Regions from separate parts of the Homo sapiens genome. Here regions 1, 3, 4 and 5 are each linked to region 2. The links are chromatin contacts, found by Hi-C or POLR2A ChIA-PET in ENCODE. All regions are on one chromosome and are shown on one strand. The core of a region is the stretch at or near the end of the contact, and the rest is flanking DNA. Distances in the headings are between cores, read along the strand shown.

What was found. Hi-C counts contacts between places; a loop is a spot of excess contacts on that map. ChIA-PET counts read pairs that join two places held with the same protein, here RNA polymerase II (POLR2A). Pooled maps may share reads with other maps.
Region 1: a loop to region 2 is called in a pooled map, with 4 times the contacts of the local background. The contact joins the promoter of LINC00467 here to the enhancer-like site in region 2. A Hi-C loop is called at or near these places in 2 of 37 single-sample maps with no recorded cell type and 8 of 50 pooled maps.
Region 3: a loop to region 2 is called in a pooled map, with 2.3 times the contacts of the local background. The contact joins two enhancer-like sites. A Hi-C loop is called at or near these places in 2 of 50 pooled maps. POLR2A ChIA-PET finds 5 or more read pairs at or near these places in 2 of 52 experiments (H1 and OCI-LY7).
Region 4: a loop to region 2 is called in a pooled map, with 4 times the contacts of the local background. The contact joins the promoter of INTS7 here to the enhancer-like site in region 2. A Hi-C loop is called at or near these places in 1 of 168 maps with a recorded cell type or tissue (posterior vena cava) and 6 of 50 pooled maps. POLR2A ChIA-PET finds 5 or more read pairs at or near these places in 1 of 52 experiments (PC-9).
Region 5: a map with no recorded cell type shows a loop between it and region 2 (5-fold over the local background). The contact joins two enhancer-like sites. A Hi-C loop is called at or near these places in 1 of 168 maps with a recorded cell type or tissue (OCI-LY7), 5 of 37 single-sample maps with no recorded cell type and 10 of 50 pooled maps.

The regions. Positions count from the first base shown.
Region 1 is chr1:211,381,365-211,384,064 of GRCh38, forward strand. LINC00467 (long intergenic non-protein coding RNA 467) reads left to right here and starts at 1,391. Exons shown (of 6, transcript NR_026761.2): 1 at 1,391-1,561. It overlaps LOC124904504 (a long non-coding RNA gene), which reads right to left and starts at 1,380. Exons shown (of 2, transcript XR_007066868.1): 1 at 1,229-1,380; 2 at 1-1,034. It overlaps LOC107985259 (a long non-coding RNA gene), which reads right to left. Exons shown (of 2, transcript XR_001738447.1): 1 at 1,907-2,700; 2 at 1,462-1,590. RefSeq lists an enhancer at 1,504-1,573.
Region 2 is chr1:210,342,258-210,344,957 of GRCh38, forward strand. The region is part of intron 1 of HHAT (hedgehog acyltransferase); the gene reads left to right. Among named protein-coding and RNA genes, the nearest start is that of HHAT, 15 kb to the left of the region's middle. Within about 2 kb of position 1,339, at least 5 of the 41 ENCODE cell types and tissues checked have a DNase peak (open chromatin) inside an H3K27ac peak, as active enhancers do.
Region 3 is chr1:211,605,189-211,607,888 of GRCh38, forward strand. LOC105372903 (a long non-coding RNA gene) reads right to left here. Exons shown (of 2, transcript XR_001738450.2): 2 at 1-2,045. Among named protein-coding and RNA genes, the nearest start is that of SLC30A1, 27 kb to the left of the region's middle. Within about 2 kb of position 1,408, at least 10 of the 41 ENCODE cell types and tissues checked have a DNase peak (open chromatin) inside an H3K27ac peak, as active enhancers do.
Region 4 is chr1:212,034,113-212,036,812 of GRCh38, forward strand. It overlaps INTS7 (integrator complex subunit 7), which reads right to left and starts at 1,445. Exons shown (of 20, transcript NM_015434.4): 1 at 1,232-1,445. The coding sequence starts at 1,325. It overlaps DTL (denticleless E3 ubiquitin protein ligase adapter), which reads left to right and starts at 1,636. Exons shown (of 15, transcript NM_016448.4): 1 at 1,636-1,830. The coding sequence starts at 1,779. RefSeq lists enhancers at 1,296-1,505, 1,384-1,920, 1,666-1,905, 1,921-2,455.
Region 5 is chr1:211,513,980-211,516,679 of GRCh38, forward strand. No RefSeq gene overlaps it. Among named protein-coding and RNA genes, the nearest start is that of RD3, 23 kb to the left of the region's middle. RefSeq lists silencers at 247-336, 1,349-1,708. Within about 2 kb of position 1,417, at least 13 of the 41 ENCODE cell types and tissues checked have a DNase peak (open chromatin) inside an H3K27ac peak, as active enhancers do.

The DNA of each region.
Region 1 (2,700 bases), core at 141-2,640, 1.0 Mb after region 2:
TAGTAGAGACGGAGTTTCACCGTGTTAGCCAGGATGGTCTCGATCTCCTGACCTCGTGATCCGCCCTCCTCGGCCTCCCAATGTGCTGGGATCACAGGCGTGAGTCACCGCACCCGGCCAATACTTTTCTAGAAAAAACTAATTTTCTCAAGAAGCAAAAGAAAAAATTCTAGGTATCAATAACGATGGACGCTATATAAAAAACAAAACTATCCATTAAGATGGCACCACACCCAGAAGGCTTTAAAGATGAGTTCTTCAAAACCTAAGAAATGTATCATTCACACATGCTATGTCTATTCCAGGTCATACAAAAATAAGTTAACCTGTCTGACTCCTAGCACAACCTGATACCAAAACTAGACAAGGACAGCAAAAGAAAACCATAAGCCAATCTAACTTAGGTGCATACATGAAAATCCAAAATTAACTACACAGCAAATTGCATCCAGCAATATATTGAAAAAATAAGATACCAGGATTCTAAGTTTGGCTCACCATTAGAAAATCTATTATTGTAGTTATTTTATTGTAGAGTAATGGAAAAAAGGCCATACAATCATCTCAAAGACTGATACTGAAAATACTTGGTAAAACTTAGTCATTTGCTGATTAAAAAAAAAACCGATATGGTAAACTACGAAAAGAACATAATTTGCCTATACACCCACACACACACACACCATAAACCTGCAGAAGATATCTTGAATGAAACCTAAGATGCAATCCAAAATAACTCCTGGTAAGAAATAAGTACCTCCGGCTACTATTCAGTGTTGCACTGGATTCTTGGGAAAAGCCAAAATTGTTCTTTACAGATAAATTCTTACCTACAAATCAAAGAGGACTGCCTGTCAAATTTTTAGAATACGAACGTTTAGTGAAGTGTCCAGATAGATCAACAATCAAAAGCCATTCTTATACAAGGATACTAATGGATTAATAGTCTATTAGTAAAAACAAACTACAATAACAAAAATAGCTATGAAAAAATGTTAAATGCGCACAACACCAAGCGAACTGCAACGCTTTACCTGAAAAACAAAGGGAGAACTGAATTAATTTAAAAAAATAGCCACATTGCTGGACGGGAATTCTCAATATTGTACTAGTATCCAATCTCGGCAAATCTACAAAAATATGGAATCCCAAACAAATCCCTGGAAATCTTTGCCATTTGGGCGCCAATCTACTAAAGAAATCGGCCCCAGGGTGTGAGGTTTCTCACATGTGCGTGAAAACGCTTCGAGAGGGGTGCAGCCGCGGACACAAAAACCGTGGCTTGAGTCCCCGCGCCCCTCCCCTCCCCTCCCCTCCCTCCCTCCAGTCCAGCAGCTCTTGCCTAAGGCTCCCGCGACCGGAAGAGTCGCTTCCGCTCCCGCCCCGCTCTGTGGCGTAGGCCGGACATTTCTAGTCGACTGTTGCGCGTGCGCGCGCTGTGACGTTCCCTACGCGGTCGGGCGTTGGGTTTCGCGGCGCTCGCCGCACTGGTTGTTCAGCACCTTCGGTCCGGTTGAGGTTGTCAAGTCGGACCAAACAGGTTGTTTCTCTGCAGTTTCCAGTAAGTGACCGTTCCAGCCGGGGCTGTGGCTAGAGTGTGAAGGCAAACCGGTAGAAGCCGCGCCGCCATTTTCTTCCCACCTCACTCTTTCCTCAATCTCCCTTCGGTCACTCCGAGGGGACTGTTGGTAGCCCCCCTCTGCCCGGTCCCCCGCTAATGAGGCCGCTCCCAAGCTCTGAGTTTCCCCAAAAGATGTGTCCTTTGTCATGAAAGCTCTCGTAGTATTTAAGTGCTAATACTCGACGGCCGCCGACTTCTCAGATGCACCCTGGAGGGTGTGCTCTTGGCCTGACACTTATTAGCCCTTCCGCTTCCTACAGTTGTGATGGGCCCTCAGATACTCACCAGGAAAATGTGATGCCCGCACCACCACTTCTTACTCCAACTTTCTTTGTAATTATGTCCTCTGTTTCAGAATCCTACTGCCGCGGAACAAAAATGTACCAAGGACCATTCCACTTAACGTCCCTCCCTTCCTTCTCAAACCCTTAAGAGTGCCTTAAGAGTAAGGTACTGACCTAAGTGCTTTACATGCATTTTATTTAATCTTCCCACGCAGTCCTTAAGTAGGCAGACATGAGAAAATTGAGGCACAGAAAAGTTTAATAATTTGCTCAAGGCAACATAGGTTGGATGTGGTAGGGCTGAAATTTGGATTTATTGTGTAGCTTACTCAATCTGGTGTTGTTATCATTCATTCCTTTCTCTTTCCCAAATACTGAGTATTCCTTTTTTTCTTAGTTGCTTCTACAGAGGAATTTTTTTCCTTAATGCTGTTTAGAGGGTTCTTCTTGAGAAATTTGGGTTCTGTCTGAAAACCCTTTTCTCAGAGCTCTCCTTACACAGACGCTTAAGTGTTGTTTTTCCAAATCTAAGCTCTAAACTTAATAATATTTTGCATATCCAAAATGTGCTCATGCTTCCTTAAAAAAGTACCCCTAAACCAGTACCCACCAACCAGCCCCCTTCCTCTACCTCAATATGACAATGGTTATCACTATTCTCAGCAAACATTTGGGCAGCTAGCTTATGTAAGACAATAAAGGTAATTGGGGTTTTGAAGAACTCTGAGGTTTAGTTCCGACCTGAAGGAGAAACATGAAAAGGCCTTCATAAAAAGGCCACATAAAATAGCAGAT
Region 2 (2,700 bases), core at 89-2,588:
ACTGGCTTGCAAGCCTGAGGTTTCTGCAGGAAATAAAATTTAAACATGAAATCGTATGTTTTAAGACTCCTTACCACTTGGCTCCTGTTCTCCCTTCCCTGAACCATCCACACTTTATCTTCTTTACAGTTCCGACCAGTATTCCCACACTGGGGAAGTGTTCTTAGACACATCTCACCATCACACATCCCTACAACCCTCCTTCACTATTACATATCAATAGTGCAATCTCATTTGTGTAGATTAATCAGGTAGACTGCTACTTAAACACAGGCTGTGTCCCTATAGATTGGCCGTTTTCTATAGAAATGATGCTGTAAGTGGTGATGACTTTTCTAGGCTATCTCACAGCTACCCACTTAGCTGATAATGTTGGTGCAGGACTGACTGCATGAAAACAGAAAAGAAACATCACTTACACATTTGAGTAAGAACCTCCTTGATTTCAGCCTGATTGCTCTGCCTAAAGAGGGACATGCTTGTTTAGAGTATGAGAAATGGAAACTTGGTAATTTTGTGAGAGAGTTTTTGGGAACCTCTAAGGGCCTGGACATTTTAAAAAGGTTCCAGTTATATTCCCAAATATATAGTTTTCCTTTTCTTTTACATTGTGTCATAAATCCCTTAAGACATATCTACTCTGATTTACTTTCTGGCTGCACAGCTGAAATAAACAGGGAAAACAAAGTAGGGAAATAATTTTCCTAAGATAAGTGGGCGAGTGTTGAAGGCCGAAAGAATGAGGGTCGTGATCAACTCAGTATACCACTGGAGACTATATGAGTAAACAGCAAACTGTTTCTCATGAAAGCAGGTTGTTGGCAAACTGACAAACTGTGTCTGCCTCCCAGAAAGAATGCTGGGGGGCAGTCACCACCCAGGCACAGTGTTTCTTGTGATTAGGCAAATCTGAAGCCTGTTAGCAATAACGTGAACCTGTGATCAATCAAGCAGCTGACCAGTCATTACCTCCTCCTCCCTGCTCTTTCTGCCCAATAAAAACAAAGGGCTGTAGAAGCTCGAGGTTGCTGCCTTTGCTCCCTAGAAGCAGGGAGCTCTCTTCTTCCCCTGGCCCCTTCCTTTAAAATAGTTACTTTTAAGTTTTCATTTCTGCCTTCGTCCTCCTTCCTTCAGTCTCCTAATGACTGTCTCAAGTAGTAACAGTAGTGACTGTCGTAGTGACAGTCTCAAATAGTAACCATTGCAGTCAGCTACAGGCAAGAGTTGAAAAGAGAGTGTGTGAGGAAGAAAGCTCTGTTAAGGAGGATGGGTGAGTGTCTGTGTGGTGGTGGTGTTTCGAGGTGGCATTCGTGTAATGGAGAGGTGAAAATGAAAGTGGAAAGTACTGCCTGTCATTCCCTTGGGAGTAGCAGAGACGTAGGTGGTGAGGAAGAGGCACCGGGCTGAAAGCCTGCGGGTGGTCCCCGGGGATAGTTTGCTTGCTGTCCAGGGTGGCTTTGGATTGGGCGTCAGAAGAGGAATGAGACATTAACGAAATCCCTGGGGATGCCAACTTCCTGAAAGAGGTCCAGATGCACGTAGGATGGGCATACCCCAGGAAGTTCAGCCAGATTTCTTTGATTCAGGGAGAAAATCAGGGTCAGGGCTTAGGTAGGCTCCTGATGAGTGAAATTCACTAACTAGTAACTACTAATGTTTGTTGAGTGCTTATTCACTGCCAGGCCCTGGGCTAAGCATTTTACATTTAACCCCTTCAACAACCCTATAAGAAAACATCTGGGAGGCCGTTATCTACCCGTTTCCTTAACCAATAAATGACACAGCCTGGGACTCTCCCTGCACCAGCCCACCCCTCCTCCCTGAACCCCACAGGTGGGTTTGGTGCCAGAATGTATCACTGTGCTGTCAAGTGGAGACTATTTGGTTCAATTCCTAAATTTTGGGGGTGAGGGGACAGCTAGTTTCCCTGCTTAGTTACCTGGTGTTTTGCCGCTAGTTACTATGTATCTCTGTGTATTTGTCTACAAAACATAGAGCATTGTTGAAACTATGTTATTGTTTCATTGAAACAATGTTATTGTTTCCTTATACCACTGAGTAGAAGAAAATGGAGTTTCTGCTGGGGCCACTGTCTGTGGAGTTTGCACATTCTCGCTATGTCTGCAGGGGTTTTCTCTGGGTACTTGGTTTCCTCCCACATCCCACAGCTGTGCCCATTAGGTGAATTGGTGTGTCTAAATGGTCCCAGTGTGTGAATGTAACTGAGTGTCCTATTAAGTTTTTCTGTGATGGCATCAAATGCCTGTTGATGCTCATCTGTCCAAGGCAGGGGGCTCTGAATCTAGTCCCTTTTAAAGGCCTCATAAAGTGGCTTAGCCATCAACCCCAAATTTGGAATTCAAATTCAACAAAAGCCAGACATTCCTAGAAATCCCTGCAATTGCCTCCCGTTTTGGGGAGCCTTTGGGGCCACTGTTATCTGCTTTCAGTAGGGTCTTTAGGCTCCTTCAGCCTGAAGTCGAGGTTCCAGAGACTAGACCTTGAAATAGTACAGGCACCTGTGAAAATCTCCCCTACCAGGAGATGGCTTTGAGGGTACAGTTAATTTACAACCCAGCTGAGCCCCAGATGTTGCCAGCCCGTTCACAAGATGGAGCAACAATTCAAGACGAGTCATCGGAACAAGTCATGCCGGCATCGGAACAAGTCATGCCGGCCTGCACTGCCTCACCCCATGCC
Region 3 (2,700 bases), core at 158-2,657, 1.3 Mb after region 2:
AAATCTCACAGTCCAGCACAATGGGCAGCACAGAGGAAACATTTGATATATGTCTGCTAATGTAATTAGCTAGTGAGATAGGGGCTGGGGCAAAGACAGTGTTGAACTAACTAGTTCACCAATTTGCTCTAGTCTTGGCTTTATCTGTGTAAGGGTAACTGATGCAAAGCAATAAATTACTTAAATATGATTTAAAAAATCTCCCTGTTCCATTGCTGTTACTTTATGAGCTTTCCAAGCATTCCTTATTATTTAGGTTTATTAAACATCATTAATCTTTTGGAATGGGTACTGTTTTGTAGAAATCTTTACATTCAATAACCTCCAAAGATGTCTCACATGCTTAAAAAAGACAATAGGCATGAGAGTTAGACGAAGAAGTGCATGAAATAGCTAATTCATTCATCAAATGTCTTGAGCATTGCCATGTGCCAGGCTCTGAGGATTCACTAGTGAGCAGAACAAATGTGGCCCCCATACCACAGAGCTACACATGAACATAATAGAAACATAATTACAATCTGGAACTAGATCCCAATAGGGACACAAGCCAGGGAGGGGGCACCTAATTCAGTTTAGGAGGACAGGGAAGTGCTCTTTAAGGAATGACATGAAGTGAAACCTACGTAAGAAAAGGCAACAAATACAGAGACTGTTTTCCGCAGAGGGATCAGCATATAAGACCATGAAGAAGAAAGAAATCTGGTACATTTTAGGAACTTTGCAAAGTGGGGACAAAAAGAGCTGGGTAAGGCAGGGCCTTGTAGTTAAATCCCTGGTCTGGTGTTGATCATAAGGGGAAGGGTCACGTAGAGCTGGCAATGAAAGGCTCCCACAGCCTTTCTGCATTCTCTGCTAACAGAAGTTAGCAACACGGCCCAGTGATTTTTAGTATACATTAAATGCAGCTCTACGTACATCATCCCATGCAGGCCTTGTACGGCATGTGTGGGGGCAGCTGTTCGTTTCCTCTGCAGCTTCCATCTCCATTTTTCCTCCCCAGGAGACCCCTGGTCATGTTCAGGTGGAGCCTCCCGTCCTCTGCTGTCACGTGCTTCAAGGGACACAGACCCTGTTCCTGGGTCCACAGGGGTGGTTCCTGATAGGCGAAGGGTATTAGTAAATGGCATTTCTCCGGGGAATCTTTTTGGGCTAGGGTGAGCACAGGATCTAAAATAGCCCAATCAGACTGAAGACAGAAGCTCAGATTCCATGGCTGGGAAAGTGTCCTTTCTCTCCCTTCCACTGTGCCAGTTACTCACAGTTATCTCTCATCCAAGGAAAGAACCTTCAACCCTCAGGTGAAGCCAACGCCAAGCACAGCAGAGCAGAGAGGTAGAAAGCACCTGGGCTCTCAGTAAAATGGTGGAGCTGCTGAGTCGACCCACCCCAAGGCCTGCCCTTCGTCGCTTACACTTCCTTATTGGTTGAGATCTTGCATTTGCTCCTCCCTTTGGTTCTTTGACACCACAATCGTAGCTCCCGCAACTCTCTGGTAAATCCCTTTCTGTCTCCTTTACTGGGTCCCCCCACACCTTCTAGTTTCTAAATGTGATTTTTAAATAAAAGTTTCTAAACGAAGTTACCTCTGAACATCTCTCCACTTTCTCTCAGGGAGATCTCAGCCACTCCCATGGCTTCCTTCTTTATTTAAAGGTCTGTTCGCCAAATGTTCACATTTCCTTACAACATCTCCAAGTGATGGTCCAGCTTTAATACTTCCAGTAAACTCACTGATAATGCAAATACATTCCAAATTGATATAGTTTCTCTTTAGAGTCAGCGGCTACTCCTGATTTCCCAACTTCAGAAGTAGTTGCTTAAAATGTATGCAAAAGAGCCAGAGGGTGTCTTGCGGAACCCAAGAACAGGAAGTGCATCTAGAAATCTGACCGCCTACGGGCACCCGGGCAGCTGCTCCTAAGCTCTCACTCAGAAGCCATCTCTGCATGGGCTTCCTTCTTCTCCGTTTTGCAGCCTGGCATCTTCATGTGGAAGCATGAGGCCAGCAACAGGTCACCAGCTGGCCCAATCACATCTTCAGCCTCCGAGAGAGATTGAGAGAGACAGAGAGAGAGAGAGAGAGAGAGAGAGAGATCTTTCTTTGCTTTAGTCCCAAGCTGAGGAAGAGTTCCGATTGACCCATCTTGGGTCCGGCGTCCCTAGACAAAGGCTGTGCATTTACACAGTGACCTCCACAACAGCCGTGGAGAGATGAGGGAGCAATGGATGCTTCCCAGGAGGGAAGGGTCCATTCCCAGAAAGGGAGGGAGGGCCAGGCTGCAAAAACAATGGGGACCCAGTACGAACAGGACAGAGGACCTTCCCTGTGAGTGAGGAGACAGCTCTCAGAGAAAGGAGTTATTAATGGTACAGGCAGAAGTTCCATGATTTCACCCAGGTCAGAGACCTTGGAGCCATTTTTGACTCCCTCTGTCAGACTCCCTCTGTCACTGTCCACCCACTTCCCTGATGTCCAATAAGACACTAACTCCTAGTACTTCTTTCTTTCTTGCTTGCTTTTTTTTTTTTTTTCTGAGACAGAAACAGTTTCACTTTTGCTGCCCAGGCTGGAATGCAATGGCACCATCTTGGCTTACTGCAACCTCTGCCTCCCAGGTTCGATTCTCCTGCCTTAGCCTCCCGAGTAGCTGGGATTACAGGCGCATGCCACCAGGCTCAGCTAATTTTTGTATTTTT
Region 4 (2,700 bases), core at 195-2,694, 1.7 Mb after region 2:
TATACTTTTTTTTTTCAGAGGAGAAAACCCCTAAAGATTTGGTAAGAGAAGGAAAAGTTCAACATAATTTTCTTGGTTGATGGGGGTGCACTAAAGATACTGAGACTCAACCAAAGGAATATCCCATTAGGGGGCTGTGAAATTTTTGTGTTTATCAAAATAAGGTAAAAGCTTTTTTAAGAGCCTGAGAAACTCTTATTTAGACTAACCCACTAAAAATATTCACAGTTTAAAAAATAAACAGAAAAAGAGTCCCAAAAAAGTTAATAGACATGTCCAACTCAGAAAACTGGGAAGTGGCTCAAACCCTTCTGAGTTCTAGTCCAGTTCTCCAACATTATATATTGGCTACGATTAATCAAGATTTAATTGTATACCAGCTGCCGAAATGTTTCCCGTACAATAAAAATCCTCAATATGAAATAAAGGTTTCATATTACTAGTCGAGTTCTTTACTAACAAATTTCCGACCTTGCCTCCCATATCCACATCTAAGAAGGGAGGTATATCTCTTCAGCATTTACTAAATGCTTCTTTTGCATACCATTAAGTCACTTAATACAATTCTGCCGGCTCAATGGTACTGTACCCACTTTGCAGACGACAAGCCGAGGCTAGATGAAGTTAATCATAAAATCAGCGGCATTGAAACTTAACTCAGTGTAACCCCAAAGCTCCCTCTACACCAAGCTGCTCCCTGTACGGCAACAGAACTCCTGGAACTTGTCCGCAGAGAATGAGCAGGGCCCTTGCTTTTTTATGGTCTTGGCCAGGTTTAGCCTGCCTTGTAACCCGCAGGTAACAGAGCTATGGAAATCAAATGAATCGCTGTCAAGTCGGTGCAAGATTACTATTCAGCACATTTCATGAAGACCTGGTCTCAACTGAACAGACTGAAAACCAATTTCACAATTTCTTTGCAGTGTCTCTTAGAAACTAGCCACTGTCACTGCTTAGAAAATCGGGGGACTGCTCCCTCAAGTGGTCAAAACGGGCCTCTCACTAGAGCTCGCTACTTGTTTAGCCGGTATAAGGCCAGTCACACAATCCTGCAAATTTCCCGCAACCTCCCGAAGGGGTCAAAGCCCACGCCCCAGCAAAAGCACAGGCGCTCCCCGCCCAGCGAAGACATGCGCATGCGCCTATCCGTCTTCTCCCAAAGCAACCACCACCTGGTGGCGCCACTTCCCCCCACGCCTGTTTCACCCATTCAGCCCTCTCTTTCGAATACCTTTGTCCAATTCCATAAGGGCAGAGTTGGCATCCAGTTCCTGTTCGCCATAGCCGGCATCTGCCAGGAAAGACTTAGTTGAGTTTGACGCCATGACCCGAATAGTTACTCGACTAGCCTAGTCAGAAAGCTTGCAAACTCTACCCCAGGACCGCCATCTTCCCCCGCCGCCTTCTTGCTGGTTTTTCTTCCGCGCGCTGTCAAGCCCTGTTACGCATGCGCCCTGGTCACCCCGCGGTTTGTCCGCGCCTCTGCTACCCCCTGCGCAGGCGCTCAAGGAGCTCTTGGACTCCAGGTTCCCGCGGCTGGGAGAAAAGGAGGCGGGGATCCGAAGGGGGAAATGACTCTGAGGCGCCCGGACGTCGCTCGGAAGCCAATCAGAGAGCGTGACGTCAGTTTGGCGCGGAGTTTGGCGGCCGGGGCTTACAGTGGCGGGAGTTGGAGGCGATAACGATTTGTGTTGTGAGAGGCGCAAGCTGCGATTTCTGCTGAACTTGGAGGCATTTCTACGACTTTTCTCTCAGCTGAGGCTTTTCCTCCGACCCTGATGCTCTTCAATTCGGTGCTCCGCCAGCCCCAGCTTGGCGTCCTGAGAAATGGTGAGTAACGGTCCCAACCGCTGCTCGGAGCTGGCGGAATTCATTTCCCCCGAAACACACGCCACCTCCGACCAGGGCCGACTCCAATTCTGAACTCAGCTTCTGAGTTCTCCCATGGCAAGGGTAAATTAGTGTTAGCAGGGACTACTAAAGAAAGCTGTACTTTCATCCCCTCGGGACACTTGTAATCGTAATCGGGCTTTTAAAATCGTAACGTAGGCAGGGACGTCGAAATAACTGCCTTCCAAGGCCCCTTACAGCTTACATCTCCATTGCGCGTTAACGGGAAAATGCATGCATTTGTGTGTATATGTTTCCTTCAACGGTTATTTGAGATGCTCAAAACTCCTAATCATTGATTAATTCATTCGTTTGTTGTAGAATCTTAGTGAGCCCAGCTATGTGCTATAGGTATATACCAGTGAATATGACCCGCTGTTAAGGAACTCAGTCAAGCAGAGAAGACAGGATATCTGCTTCTAACAGGAACAAAATCTTATTTTCCCCGTTTACTACACGGTCATAAAAATTTAAATTATAGAGTGAAAGATGCCTGTAACCACATCCGCCAGAGATGACCCCTGTTAATAGATTGAAGTATATTATTCCAGATGTTTTCGACGCTAGAGGTAATACCTATTATTTTCAGAAATCGGATCAAAACGTCCAGTTTTTTCACTTTAATGGTATAAGTTGAACGTATTCCCATGTTAATACGTAGAAATCTAACTTATTTTCTTACGCTAAAACATTGGCAATAAGAGATTTGAGGTTAGATTTGGATGTCATCAACTTAAACTTTTTGGTAAGTTTCAGATAAGGGAGCTAACTACCCAGATTAACCTTGGACAGAAATAAAATCTCACTCAT
Region 5 (2,700 bases), core at 167-2,666, 1.2 Mb after region 2:
GTGAGACCTGCAGGATGACTTTTACCAGTGGTTCTCAAATTTGAGCATGTTTCAGAATCCCCTGGAGGGCCTGTGAAAAACACGAATTGCTGGGCCCCAACCCCAGAGTTTCTGACTCAGAGTCTGGGGTTGGGAGTTGGTCTTGCTGAGAGCCCTCTAACCATTAGCAGCGGCGACATCTTGTGGTGAGGGACAGAATGTACCTTGGGCTCCCTCAGCCCTGATTACCCGCGCGTCCAGGATGATGCCGGACCAGGCTGCACCGCCCAGAGGCCCGACGGCGTCGCTGGGGCAGACCCAGAGACTCTCACACGCCTTGTCCTTGCCCGGAGGGTGCAGGCGCCTGCATGCCTCATTTACCCTAGAGAGAACAGGAAAACCTAAACTTGTTGTGCAGAACCTGCAGCTTCGTGTTAGAATACTATTTCCTCCCCCCACCTCCCTTTTTGTTAGAGACAATATCTCTGTTGTCCAGGCTGGAGTACAGTGGTGCTCTGCTCGCTGTAGCCTCCAACTCCTGGGCTCAAGTGATCCTCTCGCCTTGGCCTCCCAGAGCGCTGGAATTATAAGCATGGCTCATCGCACCCGGCCCAGAATATTTTTTATTCTCATTTTTGTAAATAAGTTTCTTCCCTGGTCTTTCCACCGGAGCCTGTGAATCGCAGCCTCGTGGCACCACCACAGTTGGCTTCTCAAGTCGGGAGGCTGACTCCTTGAACCGGGCGCCTCACTTCACGATTGCTTTCAGCTCAAAGGAGCATTTTACAACAGGAACCATTATCCCTGGTAGCTTGACGTCCAGCCCTGACACGATTTTCTGATTGACTAAAATTAGGGTAATGAGTTATGAGGGCAGAGAATGGAGCTGCGATCCCTGTAGGCGGGGGCAGTACCGCCTCTTATTTCCTCTGCCCAGGTGGTTAAGTTGGTAGATTGGGGTGTAGGTGTCTCTGGAGTTGGGCAGCAATGGGTGGGGTAGTAGAAGGACACCTGGTCTGTGTCCGGGGCTGGGTTCGAATCCCCACTCTGCCTGTGAGCTGAGAGCCCATGGGCACATCACCTGAGCTTTCTGCGTTTATCTGTAAAATGGGCAAGAGGCAATCAGTCATTTATATGAAAGCGGCCTGCAGTGCCTGGCACCGAGGCGGGCACGGATGGGCATTTGGTAAGGCAGGGAGGAGGAGCGCGGCGCCTGGAGGCTCCCGGGGCAGGGGAGAAGGGCATCGAGAACGGGGGCGGCGTGCGGGGTGGGAAGAGGAGAGAGTTCACGGCTTGCTCCTTCCCCTGCCCCCAGCCGCCTCAGCCCAGGCCTGAGTCTCTCCCCGTCTGGGCCTCTGCTTCCTGCAGGCACAGCCAGGGCCAAGACGCGCCCCTGGGCCTCCCTCCCCTTCGACGTCTCCACCCGGTATGGAACATTAATCATTAACCGTCCTGTGGCCAGGCCCAGCGGGGCGCCCGCTTCAGCTCTCCCGGTGCCACCTAGCTGAGTCACCGCGGTCTGGGCAGCTCCCCGCAGCCAGGACCTCCCTCCGGGCCGAGGGTCGCGGGGTTCGAGCCGCGGCGAGGTCTTGGGCTTCCCAGGGGCCGCTCCTCGGTGCGCCGCCGCCCACAATCAGCAGGGGGCGCCCGTCCCGACCGCGGGAAGCCGGCGGGGCCACCGAGCGGCGGGCTGGCCTGGCGGGGCGGTGTCAGGGCGGCAAGGCGGCGCCTCCCCAAAGCCGTAAACCTTCCCGCCCGGCTGACTACGCCGGCCCAGCCACGCACGCGCACCCCGCATGCCCCGTGGCCTGTGAGGTTATTCAAGAAGCCAAGGTCGGGAGTGGGGAAGGTCAGCCTCTAGCCCGGCACTGTCTGGAAAAGATCGAACCAATTAATTGACTGTAAGAAGCATGTAACCAATACAATGGAAGGCATTGCTACCCTTCCTCCACCAGGTTCAGGACCTCATGCCCAAGGAACGGCGCGCAGGAATTGGTAGTAGGTTGTGGAGGGTCAGGGGCTCTCCCAGCATCCTGAGGCTGTCTCCTGTGAAGGCCACTCCAGAGGTTAAAGCTTTCCCGGGTGCCAGGAGAGCTCTCCTAATTCAGCCGTAGGGATCACCAGTAAAGATGCTCAAAAATCCCAGCATCTCCCACTTGCAACCCACAGGGGATTCTATTCTACTCTCTCTAATTCCCCATGGCCACATAGTTGAGGTCACTTAACAATTTTTTTTAAAGACGGAGTTTCGCTCTTGTTGCCCAGGCTGGAGTGCAACGGCGCTATCTCGGCTCACCGCAGCCTCCGCCTCCCGGGTTCCAGCGATTCTCCTGCCTCAGCCTCCCCAGTGGCTGGGATTACAGGCATGCACCACCACGCCTGGCTAATTTCGTATTTTTTGTATAGATGGGGTTTCTCCATGTTGGTCAGGCTGGTCTTGAACTCCCGACCTCAGGTGATCCGCCCTCCTCAGCCTCCCAAAATGCTGGGATTACAGGCATGAGCCACCGTGACCGGCCGGTCACTTAACATTTAACCTAACACCCACCTGCCAGCAGGTCAAAGGTTATTGCCTATGACTGGCCAGGTTTCACTTCGGCTGCCGTGGTGCTCCTGATGTGACTGCACTGGGCAGACGGACCTGAAGTACTGTCCCTGTATTAAGTGGAGTGGCCCCGGGAATGAAGCCATAACAGCAGCCAGAGACAGCAGCCCAGATTG